Linked DNA regions of Homo sapiens: all the other regions are linked to region 2. Evidence: chromatin contacts called from ENCODE Hi-C or POLR2A ChIA-PET data. All regions are on one chromosome and are shown on one strand. The core of a region is the stretch at or near the end of the contact, and the rest is flanking DNA. Distances in the headings are between cores, read along the strand shown.

What was found. Hi-C counts contacts between places; a loop is a spot of excess contacts on that map. ChIA-PET counts read pairs that join two places held with the same protein, here RNA polymerase II (POLR2A). Pooled maps may share reads with other maps.
Region 1: a pooled map shows a loop between it and region 2 (2.9-fold over the local background). The contact joins two enhancer-like sites. A Hi-C loop is called at or near these places in 1 of 37 single-sample maps with no recorded cell type and 3 of 50 pooled maps. POLR2A ChIA-PET finds 5 or more read pairs at or near these places in 3 of 52 experiments (BJ, H1 and HEK293T).
Region 3: a map of ascending aorta shows a loop between it and region 2 (5-fold over the local background). The contact joins two enhancer-like sites. A Hi-C loop is called at or near these places in 16 of 168 maps with a recorded cell type or tissue (IMR-90, MCF 10A, PC-3 and 11 more), 2 of 37 single-sample maps with no recorded cell type and 21 of 50 pooled maps. POLR2A ChIA-PET finds 5 or more read pairs at or near these places in 3 of 52 experiments (AG04449, MCF 10A and activated CD4-positive, alpha-beta T cell).

The regions. Positions count from the first base shown.
Region 1 is chr4:145,908,106-145,910,810 of GRCh38, reverse strand. All of the region lies in intron 1 of ZNF827 (zinc finger protein 827), which reads left to right. Among named protein-coding and RNA genes, the nearest start is that of ZNF827, 29 kb to the left of the region's middle. Within about 2 kb of position 1,255, at least 20 of the 41 ENCODE cell types and tissues checked have a DNase peak (open chromatin) inside an H3K27ac peak, as active enhancers do.
Region 2 is chr4:145,731,339-145,734,316 of GRCh38, reverse strand. C4orf51 (chromosome 4 open reading frame 51) reads right to left here. Exons shown (of 6, transcript NM_001080531.3): 6 at 1,520-1,864. The coding sequence ends at 1,757. Among named protein-coding and RNA genes, the nearest start is that of C4orf51, 53 kb to the right of the region's middle. RefSeq lists an enhancer at 1-320 and a silencer at 876-1,475. Within about 2 kb of position 1,301, at least 33 of the 41 ENCODE cell types and tissues checked have a DNase peak (open chromatin) inside an H3K27ac peak, as active enhancers do; they include ascending aorta and heart right ventricle, where a contact is called at or near this core.
Region 3 is chr4:145,886,042-145,888,778 of GRCh38, reverse strand. It overlaps ZNF827 (zinc finger protein 827), which reads left to right. Exons shown (of 15, transcript NM_001306215.2): 4 at 2,621-2,737. Among named protein-coding and RNA genes, the nearest start is that of ZNF827, 51 kb to the left of the region's middle. RefSeq lists a silencer at 1,676-1,775. Within about 2 kb of position 1,459, at least 9 of the 41 ENCODE cell types and tissues checked have a DNase peak (open chromatin) inside an H3K27ac peak, as active enhancers do; they include ascending aorta and heart right ventricle, where a contact is called at or near this core.

The sequences.
Region 1 (2,705 bases), core at 6-2,505, 180 kb before region 2:
GAGGCAGGAGCTTATTTTCCTAGTAAGGGAGAGTGTTAGGAGAGGAGGTCACAAGGAGATGATTAGGGATGCCTTGAGGTTCAGGTAAGAGTTTTGTATTTTATACTGAGAAACATGGGAAACCATTGTGGAAGTTTGAGAACTTACTTTGGCTGCTGGTTGAGAATAATGGAGCAAGGTTGGGAAGTGAGGAGACCAGTTGGAAGGCTACTGCCATAGTACAGGTGGGGGATGACAGCACTGGGTACCAGGTTAGTAGTAGTGGTGGAAATGGTGCAAAGTGGCCAGATTTGGTACCTCTGTTGAAGGTAGAACCAACGGAATCCGAGAATGAATTGGATGTGGGGTCTGAGAGAAAGAGAAGAGTCAAGGGAGGTGGCATGGTTTTGGGTCTAAGTAATTGAAAGGATGGAGGAGTTGCCATTCCTGCTGAGACGGGCAGGTAGAGGGAGGAACACGGGCAGTTCCTCGGCCATGGAAGGTCTGGCTAAGCACTTTATATGAAGAATACTGAAACTGACTTAGCTACTTTTTCGAACTCACTCTGCAGAGGAGTGATGCGTTCATTTGTGTTACCTTTATTTTACTCACGGTCATTTAGAATAATGATTTGAAAATGTTGCTGTGTGCCAAATGCTCGTCTTGACCCAGGAGCCCCTCCCTCCCCCCGTGTGTGGACTACTCTCGTCTCCAGACTTCCTCTCACTTCCTCATGCCTTTGCAGCACCTTTTCCCTAGCTGGACTGGTGACAGGAATCTGGTTGTCTTCTGCACCCTGGCAGTTTTAAATAACTAGCAGTTCTTACATTTTCTTCCTGGGCACGCTGACAGCGGTTGGGTGTCCTGGACATCCGTGTTTCGATAACTGTAATCTCCGAGTCTCTGTCCTGTGAAGCCCATTGCCGGCCGTGCATTTACCTCAGACTGTGGACTTGGAGCCTTGAAGACGCGAGAGGTCTCTTAGTTTCAGGCAGACCTGGTGTGGGGGATGTGCTAAGGCTCTCAGGCTACAAAGGGACAATTTAAAACTTGGCAAGTAAAACCGGCCTAAATGCGGATGTGTTTTATGCTTAGCATCATAAAATTGATTCAGAACAGCCTGATATGCGGCAGAAGAAACCTTTATTAAACATTATAGAGGTCATTGCTTTTGTCTTCCTGATACCTCTTCCCTCTCCTTTCTTCTGTGACCCACATTGAGCCCATTGTAGAACCCGCCCCCTGGCTTCAGTGATAGGCCCATGGAGGGGAACATGACCTCCAACAGGCCAATCAGAGGCGTAAAGACCTTTCTCTAGTGGGAAGTCATTGAGAGTGAAAACCCAGAACCGGTTGCAGCCAGGTTTTCAGCCTCCTGGGAAAAGTGGCCTGAGAGGAAGAGACTAGAGGCGAATGAGAGAGAGCCCTGATGGTGCTTTCGACATCCTATCTGATGCTGGCTCCATTGTGCCCCTTTTATTGTTTGGTACAGGAACTGAGAAAATTCCCTTATTGCTTCATGCGGTCCTGCTGGTTTTCTGTCATTTACAACCACAGGAGCCCAGATACCCCTACTATGAGCAGGGAATCAAGAAGGAACACAAAAATGACTAACTCATAGCCTTGCCTCCAGGTATTTATAATGTAATAGTTTGATTTCAAAACTAGTGAGTATGGTAAAATAGTTGGTAAGGTCTACCTTTGACAAATCAATAGTATATTTTTAAAATGTGAAGATAGTGTATTTTATAAAAATATACAATTTTTTCATTGGGTTAATTTATCCAACATATATCACTTGAATATTAGCTTTCTCCATGACTGGCATATTTCCTTTTTGATAATTTGCTGAGGAGCAAGGCTGCTTGTTAATGAATTTTTGTCTACTATTAAAATCGCCCTCATCCTTTGAGGTCCATTTCCAAAGCCACCTGCACCTCTGGAGTTCATTATTCCCTCTTTTGTGCTTACACAACCCTTGCTGTTTCTGTATGGTGGCACCAGTCATTATGCTTTGAATGCTTGTGAAACCCTCACTCTTCTGTTGATTAGAAACTTTTATGCCAGAGACTGTTGTGTCTCTGTTTCCCTTTGCAGGGAACAGTTCCCTGAACATAGTAGGTGATCAGTAAATGCTTGTTGAATTAAGTCAATTAGTAGCACTGGTTTTGCTAATAACTTTTGTAGTAAACTTACAAACTACTTTTATGTAAAACTGCATGTAAAAGTTGGTTGTATGATTTGCAGCACTTATTATGAGTATAACTGATAATGCTAATGGAAATGTATGATCTTAAAAGGCATTAGATATTTAGCTATAGAAGTGTATTAGTAGGAAAGGGAAAACTTACAAGATTTTTACATGAAAATAAACCAGAAGGTTGGTTGGTAGGTACCAGGTGAACATACCTGTGGTCACAAGAAGAGAGTGTTGGAGACACTGATTGTTAGAGAGTTGACCGTGAGAAAGCATCTCTCCAATCCTATGCCAGGTGAGTCCTAAGAATTCAAGTCCTGTTCTCATTAAAACCTGCTGGCTAGACTCATATGGACTGACTGGTGGGAATAGTTTGCGAGTAGATTTAGAAATGGGACTTTTAGGCTTCCTTCCCCACTTGCTTAAACCAAAAAGCTTGAAAATTAATAGGTGTCTCTTTGTTATATATTTTTTTCACTGTGCACTCACAATCTTTCTGAACGAGGATGCTCTGAGATGTATATTGGTC
Region 2 (2,978 bases), core at 52-2,551:
GGATGAATCCTAAGGAACACTCTAGTTACAACACTCAGAGTCTATGAACCTGCCGGTTCCCTTTTTCTTGGACACAAGCCCTAACCCACGTGTGAGGGAATATGTTTCCACAAGCAAATATTTGTTCTTTGCCTTTTGGGGGTTAAGGAATGGTGGACAGACAGGCGAGAAGGTGTAGACCCCACCATACCAATGTTGCTGGTCAAATTGAACTTGTGTGGCCAGGTTACTGTTGCAACCTATCTGTAAAGCTGTTAGCCTTCATTTTTAGAATTAAAACAGAATTCTAATCAGCTATCCTCTGCGTATAGTAAAAAACAAATGATGAATTAATGATAGCCATTACCTTGGAGAACTGTATTTTCTTGGACTAGGAAAAGCCAAGAAATTCGAGATTAAAACCAGGATCATGAGGTACTAGACTCGGAACCTAAACAGAGGCCTTTCTCTCCTTCTGCCTGGGATGTCTACTGGGGCTGGCCAGGGCAAAACTCCGGAGGTTCCTAAGTGGCTACAGGGCTGCCTTTTCAATGCATGCTTTTGGAGAGCTTAATGGAAACCATACGAAGGTTGCCGGGAATCAGACCAGATGGCTCCCGGGGAATGTATTTAACCCGACCTAGGGCTAAGAGACAAAAATAATCACTAGGAGTTTGTGGGGCGGGAGGCAGGGGTGGTGCTGCGACTTTTAATTGTATTTTCTATTCAACAGAAATCCTAAGAGAAGGACGGTCTTGGTAACTAGGAGTAAACGGAAGGGGGTGTGGGGAGCAGAGAGCGGGGCTGGGGAGGAAGAGTGGTAGGAGGCGGCTACTTTAGTAAACCAAACACCGTTCTGCTTTTCCTCAGAAGTCGGCGGCTGCCGGGGCCCTTCGCGGGCCTAGACGGCAGCGGGCTCCTTCCCGCGCCCCAGGTCATGTGCAGCCCCTGCCGCTCCCGGTCCCTCCCTCCCGCGCGCTCCGCGGGGGCGACGAGGCGGGCGGTGGTGGGGGGGAATCAGCAGGAGGAGGGTCGTAGGCGGCGGAGGCGGCCTGTGGACGCTAGGGGAGGAAGATCGTGGGGGAGAAGAGGTGGGCCGTGGAGGAAGAAGGAGACGGCCGCTCCGGCGGGCCGGGAGGAGCGGGAAGAGGCGGACCGGGGAGGGGAGGGGCAGGCGGCGGGTGGGCGGGCCGTGGGCGCGGCTTTGGGGGCGCAGGCAGCCTACCGAGGGAGCCGGGACGGGAGGGCCACGACTCCGCCCCTGAGCTCGCGAGCCCGCCGCGTCTGAGGCCGCCCCCGCCCCCGCGACTGTCGGAGCCAATTCGCTTCCCGGCGGCGCCTTGCGCGGAGGAAAACCTGGCGGTGGAAGGCTCCGGCTCTGCTGGGTGACCGCTCTGAATACAAAGAGCATTTCTCACGCCCCTGCGCCTTCCCCGGGGCTCCCAGATACAAGGGACAGGCTCTGTGACGCCGGAGCCCCCGACGGTCGGGGCCGCAGCACCATTTCTGTGGTTCTAGCAGAGAAATGTGGTCCCAAGTATTTATTTAAAAAGGAAAATTTAATAAAGATTATAAAAACTTTTGTCTCTCTCCACCAATTAAAAAGGGAAAAAACTGATAAATGAAGCCCATGGAATTGTCCCAGAAAGCCAACCTGCCAGGGTCCAGACGTTCCTGGGCGGGGCGGGTGGGGGGAGGGTGTTGGGAGGGCCCCATACCTCAAAGTTGTTTATTAAGCAAACTCCACGCCTCCAGCCTTGTGGCTTCATTTTCCAACTCAGTTAAATGGCGATGAGGGTCCTCCCCAGCCATAATCGGAGTATCGATCAGCTTCTGAATCCTCAGATGAGCAAACCTTGCTTTCAGAATCGCACCGTCCATGAAGCTGGAGAAAAATGGCCTGGTTGTCAACACTCGCTCATCCGCAAAGGTCACTTTTCCACAGAATTGGGAATTAAATGGTCTCTTCCAAACCAGACATCATTCATGAGCAGGAGATGGGATTGATCCTGCATTTTCTTCCATCTCTCTTAACCTTCCTGTTTAATATATTGTGTCTCTGTTAGGAAGGCCAGATTAATAAAGTGGGAGAGAAAAAGGGCAGGAACTCTTGCAATCCCTAACCGGCCCCCACTGCTTCTCTGGTAAGATTCTTTCCAGGTTTCCCTAATTCCTTTAGTTCCCACATTCCTGGATGTGAATGCTCTGCTTTCCAGTTTCCATCAGGAACTTCTTCAAGATAGGACACAGGAATATAAATATTTAGAGAATGATTACCAAAAGCACTACCCAGCAAGCAAATACTTTCGAAACTAAGAATAGTGTTAATGATCGTTGAAAATTTCATTCAATCTCTACTTATTGCTTTGATGCAGGAAATTGGGCATTTATATATCTCAGTGCTTGTTCTCCTCCAAACTATATATATTTAAAAATATTAAGATTTGCCTTGTCTCGGCCGGGCATGGTGGCTCACGCCTGTAATCCCAGCAGTTTGGGAGGCCGAGGTGGGCAGATCACCTGAGGTCAGGAGTTCGAGACCAGCCTGGCCAACACAGTGAAACCCTGTCTCTACTAAAAATACAAAAATTAGTTGGGTGTGGTGGCACACACCTGTAATCCCAGTTACTCGGGAGGCTGAGGCAGGAGAATTGCTTGAACCCAGGAGGTGGAGGTTGCAGTGAGCCAAGATCACGCCATTGCACTCCAGCCTGGGCAACAAGAGTGAAACTCCTGTCTCAAAAAAAAAAAAAAAAAAAAAAAAAAAAAAAAAGATTTGCCTTGTCTCATAAATAAAAAGTCATGATTTATTTTTTTGCTCAGGACTCTAGGTCCAAGGTTTTCCAAATATGTGCCCCATATTAATTGTGTGGTGTGTGTGTGTGCACCTGCATGTACTTTTAGTCTGTTATTGCACCACAAAAACAAGAGCAGGATTAATGTCATTTATTTGTTGGGAATGGTTGACTTAAAAGCGGCTACTTTGAGTACAGAGAATT
Region 3 (2,737 bases), core at 210-2,709, 150 kb before region 2:
GAATTCAACATGAATTCATAAGCTAAAATTGAACAGAAAAGGTGAGGAAGACTGCTAAGATAAAGAACACTGGTGAAGTATTAGCAGGAAACTGACCGAGAGTCAGGGTACTGAGTTCTAGTAGCCTCAGGTCTGCCATTTAAGGAGCTCTAACTTCTCATGAAGGCCCTCACCTGTCCCCCTAGTGGGGGATGGAGTAGAGGTTTCCCAAAATTTCCCCAAGCTCTGAAATACCACAACCCAAGCATCCAACTGCTACCAAGAAATGGCCCCAATGGTGAAGAGATGGCCCTAATGATGTAACAGCACCTGATATGGGTTGTTTGTGTGAAATGACCAGAGGATAGGTGAGCCCCTAAACATGGCCTGGAGAGAATGACGTGCTTTAGAGAAGCATGTCTTCATTTTAGTAGACTAAGAAGATCTTTAAAGCAAATGTCAAGCTAAAGAGAATAAAAATTATGACAGAAAAGTGCTCGAATGTCAGGAGAGAAGGGGGAAAAACTGCAGTCAGAGGATAGAGCTAATACTTCTCTCAAAGGCCAAATGTGATATATAGTCCTTTTGGGAAGTTGTAGCTCAAAAAAAATTGTTAAGTGCAAAAGTCAACAAAATACCCACTGTTTTTCCTTTAAAGCTTCACTAATTTGTCCATAACTAAATATAACAAGGCCAGGATCTGGTGAAAAAGAAGTCACATAAAATACATGCACATAGACGGTTTTTAATCCAGGACTCCCTTTTGATTTTAGAACTTGGGCTTGTGCTCTGTCCTTTTCCTTCTTCCAGAAGCTGCTTCCGGAGCTTCTGTTCTTGGATTAGCTCCCCTCCTCTCCTGGGTCAGTAGATGTAAGGACACTTCTGAAATGGATCTGCCCCACTGCACTGCTCTCAGGGACAATGGAAGCTCTCTAACTCGTGACCTTTATCACCTGGTTCCAGGGCATGCTTTTGGCAGCACCGGTCAGGGTCCCATGGGACTGTGACCTGAGGTCCCCAAGGTGCCTGCTTCTGCGTGAATTGGTCGGAGGAGATGGTGGGGATTCTGTGAGAAAGCAATGAAATGGTCAGCTCCTAGTGAAATCCTTTTGTTGTGAAAGAACAGAAAGGGGTGATGTTAACAGCTGGTGACAATCAGTGTGTTTCCCCACCCCCAGCACTCCACCCCAGCAGAGGGAAAGCCTTTCCATGATCAGGACTTTGCCTAACTGAGTTTAAGTGTATATGGCTATTTCTGTTAAGAAACTCGTGCTTTGGGGGACCCAGAATCTCTTCTGTTGTTTTTTTCAAAAAGCCACAGTGGGGTGCTGTAGCGACAGGATCTCACCATTAACTTTTAATTTCTTTGCTTTTGTTGGTCACTTAACATTATTTAAAAGTATGTTTTGGCTGGTGAATAATGCTTTTGGATTGCATTCAGAATGCATAAACAGCTGTTGTAAAACTTGCTCTCTTGGAAAGGAAACCTACCGAGAGGGGCCAGGTGGTGCAGCGGATTAACGCATGAGCCTTTAACCTTGGTGAGACCTGGGTTCGAGTCCTGCTTAGGTCACCCCTAAAAGAGGAGGTGTCAGTTTTGTTTTGCTTTTGGGTTCCAATCACTCACTTGTTTGTTCAGATCACACAGCTCCCCAAATCATTTGGCCCACATCTACACAATTGGCAGTTCTACTTAAGGGAGGACCAGTCCTGAAATAGCAGAGTGTAGCAGGTCAGCACTAAAGTGCATTGGCAGAGATAAATGGGGAAGTTACAAGCTTATGAGCACCTGCCAGCTCAAAGCCTGGCTCAGGCCAATGCAATGATTTCCTCACTTTTTTAAGCACTAAATTTGGTAGTGACAGGAAGAAAAAGTTTCTCCCAATTTTTACAGGTATCATGTGCATGCAAGACTGGAACTGGATTTAAAAGTCTGCATTCTTTCATTGCAGACGTCAGAATCTGGAGCATGATATTATAGCCACGTTTGGAAAAATTGGTTTCCTCTTGCTCAGAATACTTGGTGAGGGTCAGACCTTGGTTTTTCTCCTACTTTGTTTTTTTTTTTTGTATGTAATTTCGCTCAATCCATTTATTCTGGGGCCTCAATTTCTCTGTCTTTGAAACGGGAATACCCTGGAGACATTATTTTCTACATTCTTAATTACCTAAGAGCAGCATTTTGAAAACTGAAATTATGTTTGCAGAACATAACTAACAAAAAATTGGATGAATGCAAAGTATCATTATTGTGAGAGGAATTACTTGACAGGTTACCTCTTTTGATCCCCAACTAGTAATTTTGTAAGTTTGGATTGTGCTGGGTTTATAATATTTTCTCTGAAGACATCAACTGAGATCAGATGACTAGAATAGTGGGATGCTACCCAAAATAGCATCCGTTGGCCGGCTGCATCCTCAGTTGTGAGCATGGCCCTAATAATGGACTCTTAACCTATGTGGACCCACTTTATGTTTAGGGATTGGCCTCATTACCTGGAGCCCCATAGTGAAATGCTCTGCAGTACAAAGGCCAGCCCTTTGCACGGTGAGGAAATGATTGATGAATAGTCTGGATCTACAGCAAGGCATTTTCCATAAATGCACGGTGGCTAGCTCATTCTTCTTGCTTCTCCGTCAGGTTCATCAGCACCAGGATCGGGGAGAGACCTTTCAGTGCCAGCTGTGCCCTTTTACTTCCTCACGCCACTTCAGCCTGAAACTCCACATGCGTTGCCATCAGCACTTCCTGAGGACA